Linked DNA regions of Mus musculus: region 2 is linked to region 1. A link is a loop called in an ENCODE intact Hi-C map of the cell type or tissue named here. Cell type or tissue: left cerebral cortex. All regions are shown on one strand. Links, peaks and the distances in the headings refer to the core of each region. The heading gives the core; the rest is flanking DNA.

Region 1 (5,373 bases), core at 80-5,079:
CTTGTGGGAGGGAGGCAGATGGTACCACCTTCTTTCTTTGGCCAGCATGTAGGGAACAATAGAGTGCTTGCCTAGAGTACTGCTTACTTTTATGTCAGCTTGGCACAGCTAGAGTCATCAGAGAGGAGGGAGTCTCAAGTGAGAAAGGCTTCAAGAAGCAGTGTATACAGTGCCCACAGTCCATGTGAAGGATCCACCTGGGGGGAGATATGCAAGAACTCCTAGATGCTTCGCCACTGACTCTACAGACCACCTACCTACATGGGATGGGAGGAGGGAGAGGGTGTGCTGGCCATTGTGGCCTTTCACTCCAAAGTGCCGGTGCTGTACCTGCTGACAGAGTTCATGGTCCCGACTACCAAGATGTCCTCGGAGTGCCGCAGGAATGTCAGGTGGGCAGAACACAGCAGCCTTAATAGAGTGAGAAGTCCAGGGAGAGAGCCGGGCAGCCTCTGCCTGTAGCCAATGATGGTTCTTTCCATCCAGGTGTGGGCATAGAAGACTGAACCACGGGGCATGTTCTGTTCAAGGCCAGCAAGCCAGGTACCTCCTGTGTCCACAGGAAAGCCTGTGTCCTAGCAGAGCCGCAGGCTTTCTATGGGAGTAAAAAGCCAAGACACCTGACCAGTGCCTGTTATGAGCTCTTTATAAGCCATATTCAAAAACCTTTTGTTTTGCAGGATAGCTTCATTTGTCATTTAATATTAAAAACGAAAGTGTCTGCATTGAGAAAAGAAAATTAAAGGCTGTAGATGAGTCAGGTGTGGTGGCACAGCCCTGAAAACCCAATACTGAGGAGGTAGAACCAAGAGGTTCAGGAGTTCAAGGCCAGCCTCAGCTATAGAATACTTACAAAGCTAGTTTACTCTACCTGAGACCTGGTCTCAAGAATTAAACCAACAAGAATGCCGTTAATCCAAGTGCTTCCTTACCAGACACCGGCAGAGCCTGGCCTCACAGCGTCTCTTACCTAAGCTATGGATGGCTACAGCCTCCTCTCTGATTGCTTCATTTACGAAGCATTTAGGAGAAAGCATTTTGGATGCTTGTGCAAGCTTGTAATCCCAGATGTTCAGGAGGCTGATCTGAGTCAAGAGGATGGCGAGTACAGGACCCGCCTGACTGCAGAGCTGAATTTAAGGCTAGCTGGGGCAACTTAGCAAGACCTTGTTTCAAAAGGAAAGGAAAGGGGTAGGGCTGCTCAGTGGTCAAAGTTGAGAGGAGAAAAAAAAAAAAAGAGGGGGAGCAAGTTGGTAGAATGCTTGCCTGGCATGCACAAAGCCCCTGGGTCCCCATCCTAGCCCGGCCTAACACCAAGCACCATGGCGTACATCTGCAATCTCAGCACTCAGGAAGCAGAAAGGAGGGGGGTCAGAAGTTCAAGCACATCCTTGCCTACGCAGCCAACTGGAAGCCAGCCTGGACTCCATGACCCCATGGCAAAGAGACGGAAAAGAAGGAAGAGAGAGAGGGGGGAGGGGGAGGGAAAGGAGACATTTAGAGCCAGGCGTTGTAGAACATACCTGTAAGTCTATACTTCTAAACTGAAGGCAGGAGGATTGAGAAACCGTGGTCAGCCTGGGCTAGAGTGAGAACTCAAAAAGAGGAAGAAAAAAAGCAAGTCTTTCATCCCAGGAAAGGTGGGCACTAAGTGGAGGCAAGGAGGCAGGAGGCAGCTTCCATAAACATACAGAGAGAGCCTTTCTCTTTCCTCTCCAAGCCCACTAACGAGGAGGGGAGCCGTTTCCAACTCCCAAGGCACTTGGTTACAAATCTGATTCTGCTCTACAAGTGGATATTCAAAAAGCTGCTTGTTCAACCATCGCCAGGCTTTATTTATTCAACCTCCTTAAAGCTTGTGTAAGCTCCTTGGAGAGCTGTGTCAAGCTGGTAAATTGGAAAATACATGAAAAAAAAATGGACTTTCAATAGGCCAGCTTTTCTCTCAAATTCGTTTTACCCAGACTGTGGTGGTGGTGGTGGTGGGGGGGAGGCAGTTATTAGGAGAATGGAGGGGAAGAAGGCCTTGAGGAAAGAGGAGGTGAGGAGAGAAGAGGTGAGGAGGAAGGGGAGAAGCCCTTGGGTCATTTTCTCCTTCTGCCTTCCTGGCTACCCTTGTTAATCAGCTACTGCCCTCTAGTGCTTGCTGTTTAGGTCACATGTGAAGTCCAAAGTGTGTGTGTGTTCAGTGTATGTATGTGCCAGATTGTATGTATACATATACACATATAGGTACCTGTGCGGGGCCAGAGGGGATGGATGTTCGATCACCTGGAACTAGAGTTACAGATGGTTACAGCTGTAGGCTGCCGGCAGCTGAACCCCAGGCCTGTGTAAGAACAGCAAGTGCTCCGAACTGCTGAGTCAGCTCTCCATTTTTACCTTTAAAAACCACGTTTAGGGCCTTAGGAAAATAGCTCAGTCAGGAAAAGGCTGAGATCAGATCCCAGCAGCCACTTAAAAAGCAGGTGTGATGGTGCATTCTGGAATCCTAGCACCGGGGAGGTGAGACAGGGGGATTCCTGGAGCTCACTGGCCAGTTAGTCTTGACAAACGGTAAGCTCCATATTCAGCAAGAGCTTGGATTAAACAAAATAAATAAGGCGTAAAGCAGAGTGGTGGTGGCGCACACCTTCAATCTCAGCACTCAGGAGACAGAGGCAGGGGGATCTCTGTGAGTTCCATGTCAGCCTGGTCTACGAAGCTAGTTCTAGGACACACACACACACACCAAACCTGTCTTGAAAAAGAAGCTAAATAAATAAATATATAGGTGAATCGTAGAGGAAATGACCTGTGTTAGTATCTTGACTGTCAACGTGACACACCTAGAAAGACTGTCTCCTCCATGATATTGACCTCTGTCTGATGGATGAAGGAGGGGGACCCAGCTCACTGTGGACAGTACATCTCTACACAGATGAACCTGGGCTATATAAGAAAGGAGCAAGCCCATCCGCAGGGGTTCTCGTGATTTCTGCTTCAGTCCCTGCTTTAGTTGCTGCCCCGTTTCCCTCATTGGTGAGGTTTGACCAGGAAATGTTGCTTGGTCATGGTATTCTTCACAAGAACAGTGTCAAACTAGACACCACCTGACACTGACCTCTGGTCTCTACATACGTGTGCAAACACAAATATGTACTAACCTGTTTATATCTGGATGGTTCTACCATTCTTGTATAGCCAATAAGCACATTGAAATCCAGAGATGAGAGGTCCAACGGACCCAGATGGTCTTCTCCACTCTTAGTTACCCTAACCCCACTTGTCTGGCAAAATCTCTTCCTTATCAACATTTCCCCAAAATTGCAGAACGCAACCAATAAAAAGTATAGTATACTAATCAAAATGCTACATATTACTTCTGATATCATTCCCAGTGAACCTGTAATTGATGGTTGTTCAAGTTTAGATAGTCATAAGTAATGTCAGAAATTTTTAGACTTGGTACAATTTTAGAAAATGTTAGCACTTTTTAAAAAAAAGTTAGGCCTAATCCTAAATCCCTTGTTTGGCTGTGTATAAGAACTAATTAACTAGCCAGTCACGGGGTGGGGGAGGGGAGCACATACTTGTAATCCCAGATCTTGGATGGCAGAGGCAGGAAGATCAGGAATTCAAGACCACCCTTGGCTCCGTGGAGAGTTTGAGGCCGGTCTAGGCTACGTGAGGCATTGTCTTAAACAAATAAATAACAAAAAACCGTCGTCTCCATGGTGGACTAACACTCTGCTAAGATCCTCCCTAAGGAACTTCTTTGGTCATTGGTGGGAAGAGAGGTCGTAGGTTTTCAGCATGGGGTGCCTGCTTCCCCACTCCCTCACTTTGCTGATGGGAAGAAATTGAAAGCTATCCAGCTGGCTGTGCCGCCAGAACAAGAGATTTATTCAAATATTTAATTGGAGGAAGATACATCTGGAATGAATTTTATTGGAATTCATATAAAATAAAAAAATAAAAATAAAAGAGGACCCATTAAAACTCGTATCAAACAGTTGCCATTATCTGGAATGGGGAATAGTAATGAATCAGAGCTCAGATGTCCTAAACCAACAAGCTGTCTTGATCTAAAGCCAGATACTACGTTTCTAGTTTATATTTAAGTATACTTAACATTCTAGTTAGGAATTATTTTCAGCTACTATGTTACAGACAGATCACTCAGTAACTTAACTTAGTTTCTTTTAACCCTTCTTCTCTTCCTCTTTAAAAAAAAAAGCCAAACAGACAAACAGAAAGTGGTTGGACTGAGGGATGGCTCAGAAGGAGATGGCTTGCCTAGCATGCAGAGGACCCTGACCTGTATGTAGTATTGGGAAAAAAAAAATTAAAAAAAATTTTTTTAATTAAAAATCCAGACATGGTAGTGAAAATCTGCAATCCCTGAACTCAGGAGGCAGAGGCAGGAAGATCAGGAGTTCAAAACCAGCCTGGGCTACCTGAGCCTGTTTCGAAAAGGAAAAGGAAGAGGAGGGAGAGGAGGGAGAGGAGGGGGAGGGGGAGGGGGAGGGAAGTAGGGCTATTCTTCAAGATACAGTTCCTGCTGAGACCGGCTGGGCAGAAGGGACACAGGTGCGATTGGCAATGAGTTCTTACATGAACTAAGAGATACCGAACTTGTCTTTAGATGTCAACATAGATCCCGTTGATCAAGTAGTCAAGTCTTGAATACCGTTTCCTACGGAGGGCTTCAACCAGCATCCTACCCAAGAGGACGAGACCTATTACCAGAAACAAAACACCACAAAGGAGGGTCCCAATGAGAAGCCACTTCTCAAATGAAAGGCCATGCTGGCTTTTTGGACCCTTGTTCAGCGATGCGCTGCCTACACTGACCCTCCTGTCCTCCCAGGAAGCAGTCTTGTTTGTAATGGAAGACTCTGAGGTTGAGCTTTTCCCGTGCCTCGGGTCTGAAGTCAGCGTAGAGCCTCCTTGAAAGGGCATTGTTTCTAAGATGCCTTTGGAGTCTGTATGTGCCTGAAAGGTGTTAGTCAAAGCTGCCTGATGTGTAACCACGGGTGTAAAACTTGTAGACCCTGGGACTCCTGGGAGCTTCGAGGTCACGGTGGTGACAGGTGATGCTGTGGTGGCCTCCTTCTGCTTCAAAGTCTTAGCTGTCACTGAAATGCTGGTCAACAGAAGCTCAGGCTTCAGGGTGGCAGAGACGTTACGGAGGGGAGCCACAGCTACAGTGGTAGGTGGAGTCGGCACAGTTTTAGGGAGCAGATGAGCCATTTTTAGTTCTGAGGGAAGCTGTAAACTCTGAGAATGGCTTTTTTCTTCAGGGAGCTGCATGCTTGTTTCATCAGCCTTGATGTGTTTGCGCAAGTGCAGGGGGGCTGTGGACTTCAGAGAAGATCTGTCACTCCAAGA
Region 2 (5,373 bases), core at 315-5,314, 180 kb before region 1:
TTTGCTTTGCTTTGGTTTTTGAATTTTTGTTTGTTTGTTTGTTTTTTGAGACAGGTTTTGTCTGTGTAGCCCTGACTGTCCTGGAACTCACTCTGTAGACCAGGGTGGCCTTGAACTCAGAAATCCACCTGCCTCTGCCTCCCAAATGCTGAGATTAAAGGCGTGCACCACCACTTCCCCAGCATGGTTCTTGGTTTTTATTTGTTTGATGGGTTGAGTTTTGTTTTCCCAAGACAAAGTTTCTCTATGTAGCCTTGGCTGCCCTAGAACTAGCTTTGTAGACCAGACTGTCCTCAAACTCACAGAGACTTGCCTGCCTCTGCCTCTCAAGTGATGGGATTAAAGGTGTGTGCCACCACCTCCAGGCAACTGGCCATGAAGTTTTAAAGATAAAGCACATCCCCTGTCTTTCTGTTGCCTTCACCTGTTCCATATGAAGCGGACTTTCCCCCTGCCTCCCCACACCCAGCTATCTTCCCCTCCGTTAGAGCCCGTAGTCTGTCATTACCTGGCTTGTGTATGCTTCTGTCTCCCCCCCCCTGCCCCCCCCCGTCCCAGTATAACCCTAAGCTGGCCTCCAACTTGTTAAGTACCCCAGGCTCTTCTGACACTGGTTACTCCTGCCTATCCTAACAATGTGATCTCAGAGCCAAAAGATGCTCTCCCAGGTCTCCCCCATGCTTTCTCTTAACCTGCAAAGCAAATGCCCCCCTCCCCCACGCTAAGCACCTTTGCCCTCTGTCGTTCCAGACCCAGCATGTGCAGCACCAGTGTGTATGACCTGGAAGACATTCCCCTGGAGGATGATGATCCAAACAGCATAGAGTTCAAAATCCTGGCCTTCTACGCCAGACACCATGTCTTCAAGAACACCCCGGCTGTCTTCTCGCCCAAGCTCTCCAGAACAAGGAGTCTGTCCCAGAAAGCCCTGGGGACTTGGTCAACTGATTCCTGGACACAGGTATCATTGCCTTGCAGAGGTTCCCCCTCCAGCGAAAAGAACATCAGCTTGGGCAAGAAGAAGTCTTCTTGGAGAACACTCTTCAGGGTGGCCGAGAAGGAGGAAGGCCTGCCGAGCTCCCCAAAGGAGATCCGAGCTCAGGGTCCTCAGGGCCCCTTCCCGGTAGAGCGGCAGAGTGGCTTCCACAACCAGCACTGGCCCAGGTCTCTGAGCAGTGTGGAGCAGCGCCTGGAGAGTGAAGGTAGGCTTGTGAACAGCTCTGCCTAGCACCACTCTCCTTCCTTGTGTGTGCCAAGAGGCTGGCCTCCTCTTACCTGCTGAAGATAGAGGCCTTTCCACTTCTTTAATTTCCGCCGTAACCACCCACTTTCCCCAAGGAGGGAAGGGTGGGAGGGGATGGTGGCAGTAGGGGTTTTCTGGCTCTGTGATGGTAAAGAAGCTTGCTTTGAGAGAGAAGGCACCTTAGCCAGGGCAGAGGCTTTGCCTCTTCCTGGGCCAGTTCACCTCTGGGGAGCCTGGGTACTGTGTTTACACCCATATACTGGAGAGTCACACCCTCTCCTACTTCTTCCGGTTGATGGAAAGACCAAAGAGAAGAGCCAGATGATGGAGGCAGGACTTTCAAGGGTTCATGGCCAGCCTTGGCTATATAGTGAGATGAATGCCAACCTGGGCTACATGAGACCCTGTCTTAAACAACAAATAAACAAACAATGGAAAGAGGGAGAAAGAGAAAGGGAAGGAAGGAGAAGGGAGAGAAGAGAAAAGAGAGGGGGCAGTGGGAAGAGGCATGAGAGGAGTAACAGGGATGAAGAGGGAAGGAAGAAGGGAGGGAGGGAGGGAGGGAAAGAATAAAGGAAGGAAGGTAGGAAGGAAAGAAGGAAAGAAAGACACTCAGGCAAAGAGATAGAAGCAGATAGGTTTTCAGTTGAACACACTGGCTCATACCTGCCGTCCTCAGCATTCAGAAAGAAAAGCATGGCCAGTTCTAGGCTAGCCTGGGGTACTTAACAAGTTGGAGGCCAGCTTAGGGTTATACTGTAAGATTGTCTTGGAAAACTGAAAAGAAACAAAATACTTTTCAGAACATAAGCCACCGGGCTGGAGAGATGGCTCAGCAGTTAAGAGCACTGCTGCTCTTCCAGAGGTCCTGAGTTCAAATCCCAGCACCCATGTGCTAGCTCACAAAGTGTGTAACTATAGTCCCATGGGATCCGATGCCATCTTCTGGTATGCGTGCAGACAATCTTTTAAAAAGGGAAGTTTTTCAAAAAATGTAAACTATTCTTTTTTTAAAAAAACTGATAAAGTCTTCCCTTGTTAGGAAAAAAGAAATTGTACTATCACTGAGGGCTTTACCTCCACCCACTTTACCACCACTGAAGTGCCCTTTACCTCAGCAGACGCTTCTCCCGCCATCCCACCCACTCCCACCTCAGCAGAGCCCCTTCCTGCCAGGTTTGTTGGGCCTAGGAAACTTGTCCATAGTTAGTCAGCAGATGGCAGTAACGGCTCAGTTTTAAAGGGCTGTGATCATTCTAAGTTGGAATCAGCCCTGCATGGACATGGATGGCTCCAAACCAGCCTGTGACCAAGGGAACTTCTTCAGTTAGACTGCGAGGATGCAGGCTCCTAAGAATACGCAGAACCCATCACTCAAGAGGCAGTGAGACTTTGTGGCGGACACACTGCCTGAACCACACGAAGCCATCTTCTCAGATTTGTTCATCTGCTTCTAAATGCACGGGTGGCTGAGGCCACAGCAAGAGGGGTTCCGCCCTCCTCTCCTGCCCTGTCTTCCCACGCATGCGTCAGCAACTGTGGATCAGAGCTGGAGGCCCCAATGACCTGGCTTTAGGGGTCACTGTGGCCTGCACAGAGACAGGAAGTTTCCACAGCCTTCCTTCCGCATTTCCTAGAGGAAATGACAAAAGTATTGTTTGGCTTTCCCTCCTAACTTTTCAAAAGAAATCACTCACATCATCTCCTCCCCTTTTAGAAAGAAGAAAAATAAATTTCAGATGAGATTAAGAATAAAAACTAAATTTGAGAGAGTGGGTTTATTGGCTAAATTGTATCTTAGGCTTAATAACCATATATTACAATGTATATAACCATAATACAGAGAGGTTTTTGTTTTAAGATTTATTTATGTATGAGTACACTGTCACTGTCTTCAGACACACCAGAAGAGGGCATTGGATCCCATTACAGATGGTTGTGAGCCACTATGTGGTTGCTGGGAATTGAACTCAGGACTTCTGGAAGAGCAGCCAGTGCTGAGCCATCTCTCCAGCTCCCATAATACATAGTTTTATGCATATCTAATTATATGTTGGATGTTCTGAAGAACATATTCTACAGGGCTGTGGAGATTCTAGATATCATATCTCCATTCAAGTAGAAAGAAAAGAGAAAGGCAGAGATGGCTTTCTTTCTAGATTATTCTAGATTATTTGGATATGTGTGTATATATATATATATATATACAAATATACATATATGTATGTATGTATGGGTTTATTTACTACTTATTTGAGATAGGACCTCGCTATGTAGCCAAGACTAACCCCTACCTCTTGACCCACCCCCATCATTAATTACTGTGAATGAATGCTCTTCTCCAAATACAGTATGATTACACTCAGCTACTCCACTTGGGACCAAACACAGAACCACTTCAAGTTCCTACAGTGAGCTGATTGGTGGAACACCAGTGACTACCCAACAAGTCAGCCAAGTACCTGCCTGCTCTACCCCGCCTTCCCCAAGCGGATACAAAGCTGCATTGTTTCTGGGTGGCTATAACTTGAGTCTATGCCGTGTAAATCTTCCTTCCTTGAGTGGAAACACACAGTACATCCCTTCCTGGCTTACAAATTCAGGAAAGATGAGTTGTATGTTACACACTTTTCTGAGCTATCTGTAGTCTGTGCTGGTCTGACACTCACGACCTTGCAGCCCTGGACTCCTGAGTGCTGAGGTGACAGATGTGGTCGTGTGTATGAAGCCTTGTTTACCTATAAGCATTACTTGAATGTTTTCTATTAAACTTAAGGGGAAATTTGTGACTATAAAAGCAAGGAGTATCAGACTACTGAACACTTTCCTGGGAACTGAGAGATCACCTCTCCTTCTCCAATGTATAAAGGTTACCCTCAAATGTAATTAAGCTTAATAAAAATAAAAGCACCAAGAACATTCTTTCAAGCAATGCTAGCACCCCACGCCATGTTGGGTGCATTTCTTTGCAAGGGAGAAAAGATGAAGGTGTGGAAGGGCCCCTGTATACTGCCCCCTTACCCCAGCCTATGGGGAATTGCTAGTCCCTTCTGAAGACTGTCCCGCTTCAAACACAAACTCCTGGGCATAGTCCTTTTATCTGAGGCTGGCCTCTTCATCCTAAACAACCAGAAGTCCACACTGCATCCCCAGTTCTGGGGATGGCCTCTGAGCAGTGCTTTCTTGTTTCAGTTGTGGATTCCAAAGTGGCTTGTATTGCCAACAGAGTGGCTGAAATTGTTTACTCCTGGCCACCACCAGATGTCATCCACAGCCAGGGAGGAAGCAAGCTCAAAGAGAGGGTCTCGGAGATTCTGTACTTCAGGTTTGAAGGACCTTGTGACTCTAAGAATAAAGGTAAGCCCTCCTTGCTGAGTTGAGTGTGTTGGGTTGAGCATGTGCCAGACAGAAGTGTCTGGGTGTGTTTGTGTGGACACAGCTCGGGGCTCTGCAAATTGGGAATCTCAGCCCACTTGAAGGCAACACGATGGAGACCTTGAGCTCTGGCTTAAGACATCACCCAAGACACAGGAATGCCATTAGCTTGTTGGCCAACATGTCAGCCCACTGCTAAGTCAGAAGAAAAGTCTCCCATGGAGGGAGAAGAGGACTAGCTCTAATCACACTAGTACATAGAGTTAGAGCATCAGCCAACCCAGGACCCCTGTGAAACACCCAGTATGGTCAGACATATTTATTTTTCTTGCCATTGTGAGAGAAATGCCTACCAGCAGCAATGTAAGGGAGAAAAAAATTTATTTTGTCTTAGGATTTCAGAGAGTTGCATTCAATGGTTGTTGGCCACATACATTTAGGCAGAAGAACATGGCTGCAGAGTACAGAAGATGGTGGATGTTCATTCTGTAGTCAATCAGGAAGCAAAGAAAGCAGGAAGTGGCCAGTCATAATATACCCCCACAGGCCCGCCCTCAGTTTTCCACTTCCTCCAGGCAGGCCCCACCCCCTAAACCTCCACAACCTTCCCAAACAGTGCCAACCATTGAGGACAGGCATTCAAAGCGTGAACCTGTGGGAAACAATTCATTTTTGATTCAGCAACCCCAGGTCTGATTCAGAAGGTGCTGAAAAAAGGGAGAATTGGGGACTAAATTAGATCAGTCACTGGGTAC

The links. A loop is a pair of places that touch in the nucleus more often than their neighbours do. Peaks named below come from ENCODE experiments on the same cell type or tissue, not always from the same donor. Only the 100,000 strongest peaks of a DNase experiment are listed, where the experiment ranks them.
Region 2: a loop joins it to region 1, with 7 times the contacts of the local background. A loop is called at or near these places in 39 of 42 quality-filtered maps.

Annotation. Positions count from the first base shown.
Region 1 is chr6:134,605,345-134,610,717 of GRCm38, forward strand. It overlaps Mansc1 (MANSC domain containing 1), which reads right to left. Exons shown (of 4, transcript NM_026345.4): 4 at 3,863-5,373. The coding sequence ends at 4,624. It overlaps Gm38910 (a long non-coding RNA gene), which reads right to left and starts at 2,659. Exons shown (of 2, transcript XR_869496.1): 1 at 331-2,659; 2 at 1-197. In left cerebral cortex, for the core only: a CTCF peak has its summit at 2,155 (motif pointing left); a DNase peak (open chromatin) is centred at 2,167.
Region 2 is chr6:134,422,861-134,428,233 of GRCm38, forward strand. It overlaps Bcl2l14 (BCL2-like 14 (apoptosis facilitator)), which reads left to right. Exons shown (of 7, transcript NM_025778.3): 3 at 751-1,202; 4 at 4,436-4,600. The coding sequence starts at 758. Among named protein-coding and RNA genes, the nearest start is that of 4933406J09Rik, 22 kb to the left of the region's middle. In left cerebral cortex, for the core only: CTCF peaks have their summits at 2,447 (motif pointing right) and 4,519 (motif pointing right); a DNase peak (open chromatin) is centred at 2,489.